Regions from separate parts of the Homo sapiens genome. Here region 1 is linked to region 2. A link is a contact called in ENCODE Hi-C or POLR2A ChIA-PET data. All regions are on one chromosome and are shown on one strand. The core of a region is the stretch at or near the end of the contact, and the rest is flanking DNA. Distances in the headings are between cores, read along the strand shown.

Region 1 (2,700 bases), core at 109-2,608, 110 kb before region 2:
TTTATAGACTTAGGTTGACCAACCATCCAAGAGAAGCCATCTTTGCAAAATTATAACGATGAGAGAAATCTGACACAGTCGACCCCATTTTGCATAACTGACATATTTTGACCCCATAGTTTCCACAATCCCTTATTGCTCAGGAGTCATATGGCCAGAGATCACAAGGTTTGCGACTTCCCCAGTTGCTCATCTAGGTAACATCACTACTGTAGAAACTAAGATTGGTTTTTTGAAATATTTTTTCAACAGATCCCACCCGGCCTTGTGACTCATGATTCACCCGGTCCTGTGGCCCCACCCAGAGTTGGACTCAGCACACAAAGAAGTGTTCCACACCCCTATGATTTCATCCCCAATTTATCAGCAGCACCCTTTCCCTAGACCCCTGCTCTCCAAACTGTCCATAAAAACCCTAACCTTCAAGCCTTTGGGGAGATTGATTTGTATAATAACTCTATTTCCCATGTGGCTGGCGTCATGTCCATTAAACTTTTTCTCTACTGCAATGCCGTGTTCTCAATGAACTGGTTTTGTCTGTGCAGATGGCACAGGAAGAACCTATTGGGTGATTACACCAGTTTGCCCAGGACTGAGGGGTTCCTGGCATGTGGGACTTTGAGTTTTAAAACCAAGAAAGCCCAGAGCAAATTGAGACAAGTTGGTCACCATAGTTATGGTGCTGCTAGGAGAGCAGCAGAGCAGCCAAGCTGTGCGCTTTTTGCATTCTGATTCCTCTTCCTGGGGGCAGCAGCCCACTATAAAGCCAGGGGTGTGCTAAGATAGATGGCTTACGGAAAAGGAACGCTGAATTGCATGGCCACACCAACAAGAACTTAATTACATGACTCCAGAAGGGCAATAACAGGGCAGATTCTGTGAAAACTCCAGAATCTTAGCCACAGAGACAAGTCTAGAAAACACAGTTTAGTGCTTTGCTCTAGCACTGGTTAACTGTGGGACCTGGGCAACTCATGCCCCCTTTCTGAGCCTCAGTTTCCTTGGCTGAAAATGGGAGTGAAACTGACAGATGTGTGCGAGTCTTTGCTGTGCTCCCACCCCATTATTTCACATACAGTATGGATAATGCATATAACCGCACAATAGCACCTTTTCAGCACAAGCAGCAAATCCACCTTCTGTTTTGCGAGCAGCCATTTCCAGTGCTCCCCAAACTCCCTCTGGATAGCATTAGCATTCATCTTATTCGGGAACACTTCCCTTCACTGTCCTTTGATGCTCAGAGAGCTGAGAACTCACAGTGCTTTTTTTTTTTAAGGCTGTAACATATTTACAAATCTAAATGAAGCTCTATTTCCAGACCCAGTCTTTCGGTTTTGAGTGGCTTCCTCCTTCTGCTCTCACCTCCACCCAGGGAGCCCACTTCTCAACTTCCTGTTTTCTTTAGAGAGACAAAGAGTCTCCCCAGCCACCCATTGCTGGATTCCTGTTAACCTTTCATTAAGCCTGCTGACAGCTGGCTTTAGCTCTTCATGAGTTAGTTCAACACATTCCCATTTAAATGTGTCCCACCTGGCTTCATTAAGTTTCCTGCCAGGTTCTCCCTTTACAGCTTCCTCTGCAAATGCAAATCAGATTCTGAGTAAATAATATGGGGACAAGGGAAGATTGAGCTATAATGGGGTTGTAACTGGAAAGCCATTGATATACTCAGGTTGCTGTGGATCAGAGGACACTGAAATCCATTTGAGTCCAATGCAGGTCAGTGTTACAGAGCCATATGCATGAAGTCTGGAATTGGAGCCCTCACTGTGAAGTACAGGGTAGTGGTTAGAGTGTGGAGTCCTTCAAGCCTGGTTCAAAACCTGGCTCTGCTACAGGAGATTGGACGACGTGACCTTGAGCAAGTTCCTTCACCTGCCTGTGCTTCTGTTTTCTTAGCTCCAAAGCCAAAATAATATACCCGCTTTATTGAGCTGCTGTCAGGAGTCAATGAGATAATTGCCTTGAAACAGTTAATAGAGTACCCAGAATATAATAGGTGCTCATTACAAATTGATAGTATCTCCTGTGTTTAGCCTAGAAAGGCCATGGTGAGGAATTAGGTTGCTTTAAATTGAGCTTGCATGCGGCCCAGGATGGCTTTGAATGTGGCCCAATACAAATTGGTAAACTTTCTTAAACATTATGAGATTTTTTTTGCGATTTTTTTAGCTTATTAGTTATAATTAGTGTTCGCGTATTTTATGTGTGGCCCAAGATAATTCCTTTACTTCCAGTGTGGCCCAGGGAAGCCAAAAGATTGGAAACTCCTGCTTTAAATTGTGAGGTTTGATTGTGGATCCACCATATAATCATTAGCTGTAAGAAGCACATACTGCATCACATTCCTTCCTTATGGAAATGGAAAAACAACATTGATTCCATTCGATTGCATTACCTTTTTGTTTGTTTGTTTGTTTTTTGAGACAGACACAGTCTTAATCCGTTTCCCAGGCTGGAGTGCAATGGTGCGATCTCGGCTCACTGCAACCTCCTCCTCCCAGGTTCAACCGATTTTCCTGCCTCAGCCTCCCGAGTAGCTGGAATTACAGGCACCTGCCACCAAGCTTAGCTAATTTTTGTATTTTGGGTAGAGACAGGGTTTCGCCATGTTGGCCAGGCTGGTCTCAAACTCCTGGCCTCAAGTGATGTGCCACCTCGGCCTCCCAAAGTGCTGGGATTACAGGTGTGAGCCAC
Region 2 (2,925 bases), core at 355-2,854:
GGCTCACGCCTGTAATCCCAGCACTTTGGGAGGCCGAGGTGGGTGGATCACCTGAGGTCAGGAGTTCAAGACCAGCCTGGCCAACATGGTGAAACCCCATCTCTACTAAAAATACAAAAATTCGCCAGGCGTGGTGGCAAGCACCTGTAATCCCAGCTACTTGGGAGGCTGAGGCAGGAGAATGGCTTGAACCCAGGAGGCGGAGGTTGCAGTGAGCCGAGATTGAGCCATTGCACTCCAGCCTGGGCGACAAGAGCAAAACTCCGTCTCAAAAAGTAACTAAATAAACAAAAGTGGCAGTGCAATACCCAAAGTCCCCTGCAAGAAAGACTTTGGGTTCATTTCCTGAGATTTACATCTGAAATAAGTAGAAGTAAAGGATGATCGTATGCTCTTATTTCCACATGTTCTTTCATGAAGTCTGAATGCTTTTATTGAAATGTAAAATATTTTATAGCAGCTTGTATTCTGTCATTTAAACAAACAAAAATTCTCAGGTCACATCTGTATTGCTAAACCAGAATGTCTAGAAATAGGGCCAAGAAATGTGTATTTTAACAAGCTCCCAGCTGATTTTGATCTATTGACTCTCCGACTTCAGGCATCTACATAACCTTTGCCGTATTCACATTGCTTTTTTGCTATTACTCACTCAAGTTATTTTAGATTAATTAACTTTAACATTTTATTCATCCTAATCAATACCCATTAAATCATGGGTTTGATGCATCTTAAAAAATATACATCAAAAAACTATTTTAAAAATCCATTTGTGGACTGGATAAAATCAGCTCCTGTACCACCCCACTACTGCCTCCCAAAGCAGCAATTTTGGGCCCAAACCAATTAGAGCCAAACGTTGGTGCCAGTTCCCTCTTTTTTCACAACCCCTCTTGCAAGGCCTGGGGGTGTCTCACAGCCCTGTGGAAAGCCCCTTGCTGCCAAGAGGTTCCCTTCTCCCCCTCTTTTTCCCCTGCCTATATCCTTCTGTCCTCCCAACAAACCTGACTCTCGAGCTATACCTGACTTAGAATAGTGTCACTGAAGCATGTTAGTGAATGTTAACATAGAATTTGGTGATGGGTAGCAGGTTTAGCTTTTAATATGCAAAAGTGGTTTTCTAAGATTGGGACTCTTTTCCAAACAGACATCTTCATAGAGCCCTTTTCCTTTCTTTTTTAAATTTTTAATAAGATGGAGGCTCACTTTGTTGCCCAGGCTGGCCTTGAACTCCTGGGCTCAAGTGATCCTCCAGCCTTGGCCCCCTAAAGTGCTGGGATTACAGGTGTGAGCCACTGTGCCTGGCCTGTAGATTCCTTTTCATCCAGCACCTGGCCAGACCCCTTGCACATCTCTTCAGCCTTGCTTCTCTTCATCTCTCCTCACTCACTAGTTTTTTACTCATTGGAACACAACATCCTCTCTTTTAATACACAAGCTTCCTGCTGCCCCACAGCCTTTGCATTTGTTTTCCTTCCACTAGATTTTCATGTGGCTGCCACCTACACATTTTTCTTGGTTTCAACTTAAATGTCACCTCTTTCCTAGAAGCAGCCGCTGACCAACCAGCTAAAGCTACACCACTTCCTACCCCCCAACAAACACCCTCTACCTCAGTGGTTCTCAACTGTGCCCGCAGGGACATTGTCAGTTGTCACCACTGGAGGATGTGACTGGCATCTAGTGGGTGGAGGCCAGGGATGACGCCAAACACCTTACAATGCACAGGACAGCCCCCTACAACAGAGATTTCTGTCCCCAAATGCCATAGTTGAGAAGCCAGTCTCTATCACAAGATTCTTTCTCTTAGTAATAATCAGTATCAGAAGTGATAGGTTTTGTATTTCTTCCCTACTAAGCTCCTTAGAACCTGGAGTTCAGGGTTGTTTCCTGAAGAGCACCTGACACCTGTGTGACTTGCCACAAATTTGATCCACTTTGACTAGAGCTCACAGCAAGTTGAAGATGGCTGACCCAAACTAAATGATGAGCCAGAGAAAATATCGAGTCGGTTTTCAAATTTGTTCCATTGCTGTTTTGTTAAAACAAAGCTGTTTTGTTTTCAAGAGACAAACAAAAAAAAACTTTTATTAATGAGTATGCATATAAATAAACCTAGACAACCACGAAGAGTCCCTCACAGTTTCATGTATTCACAGAATTATTTCATCTTTAAAGCCATCAGTGAACAATTAGTTCTGCTACTTGTTAAAGTTGTGCAAAATTTCTCAATTTAAACATACAGTCTTAATTATACCACTGTTCTAATGTCCCAAGACTGATTGGAGGTAATGGAATCTCAACAATATCTTAAATAGTAATTTAAAAAATTCATTGCGATCTACAAGACTAATATATCTAAAGGAAAATAATTCATATTCACTAAATTCCTCCCCTTTCTTCCTTCTTACCTATTCTCCCTTTCACTTGACAATTTTTTTCTACAGTATATGATGATGGCCAAATTACCCAATATCAACTGTTTCAAAAAAGAAATGTTATTTTAAAAGATACCATACAGCAAGAGACTTATAGGTGTAACACCATTGAAATTATTTGCTAAGCCCTGGCCAGGCACGGTGGCTCACACCTGCAATTCCAATACTTTGGGAGGCTGAGCAGGCAGATCACTTGACATCAGGAGTTCAAGACCACCCTGGCCAATATGGTGGAACCCTGTCTCTACTAAAAATACAAAAATTAAGTGGACATGGTGGCTATCCCAGCTACTCAGGTGGCTGAGGCAGGAGAATTGCTTGAGCCCGAGAGGCAGAGGTTGCAGTGAGCCAAGATTCTGCCACTACACTCTAGCCTGGATGACAGAGCCAGACTCTGTCTCAAAAGAAAAAAAAAATTATTTACCAAGCTGTGTTTTCGTAGTGTTTTTTAATTCTCCAAACTGCTTCAGTATCTGTAGTGTTTTTT

The links. Hi-C counts contacts between places; a loop is a spot of excess contacts on that map. ChIA-PET counts read pairs that join two places held with the same protein, here RNA polymerase II (POLR2A). Pooled maps may share reads with other maps.
Region 1: a map with no recorded cell type shows a loop between it and region 2 (4-fold over the local background). The contact joins two enhancer-like sites. A Hi-C loop is called at or near these places in 3 of 168 maps with a recorded cell type or tissue (GM12878, naive thymus-derived CD4-positive, alpha-beta T cell and natural killer cell), 26 of 37 single-sample maps with no recorded cell type and 15 of 50 pooled maps. POLR2A ChIA-PET finds 5 or more read pairs at or near these places in 12 of 52 experiments (GM12878, OCI-LY7, activated CD4-positive, alpha-beta memory T cell and 5 more).

The regions. Positions count from the first base shown.
Region 1 is chr5:156,912,838-156,915,537 of GRCh38, forward strand. No RefSeq gene overlaps it. Among named protein-coding and RNA genes, the nearest start is that of TIMD4, 49 kb to the right of the region's middle. RefSeq lists enhancers at 1-970, 971-1,916. Within about 2 kb of position 1,359, at least 7 of the 41 ENCODE cell types and tissues checked have a DNase peak (open chromatin) inside an H3K27ac peak, as active enhancers do; they include OCI-LY7 and natural killer cell, where a contact is called at or near this core.
Region 2 is chr5:157,023,872-157,026,796 of GRCh38, forward strand. No RefSeq gene overlaps it. Among named protein-coding and RNA genes, the nearest start is that of HAVCR1, 34 kb to the right of the region's middle. Within about 2 kb of position 1,605, at least 4 of the 41 ENCODE cell types and tissues checked have a DNase peak (open chromatin) inside an H3K27ac peak, as active enhancers do; they include OCI-LY7 and natural killer cell, where a contact is called at or near this core.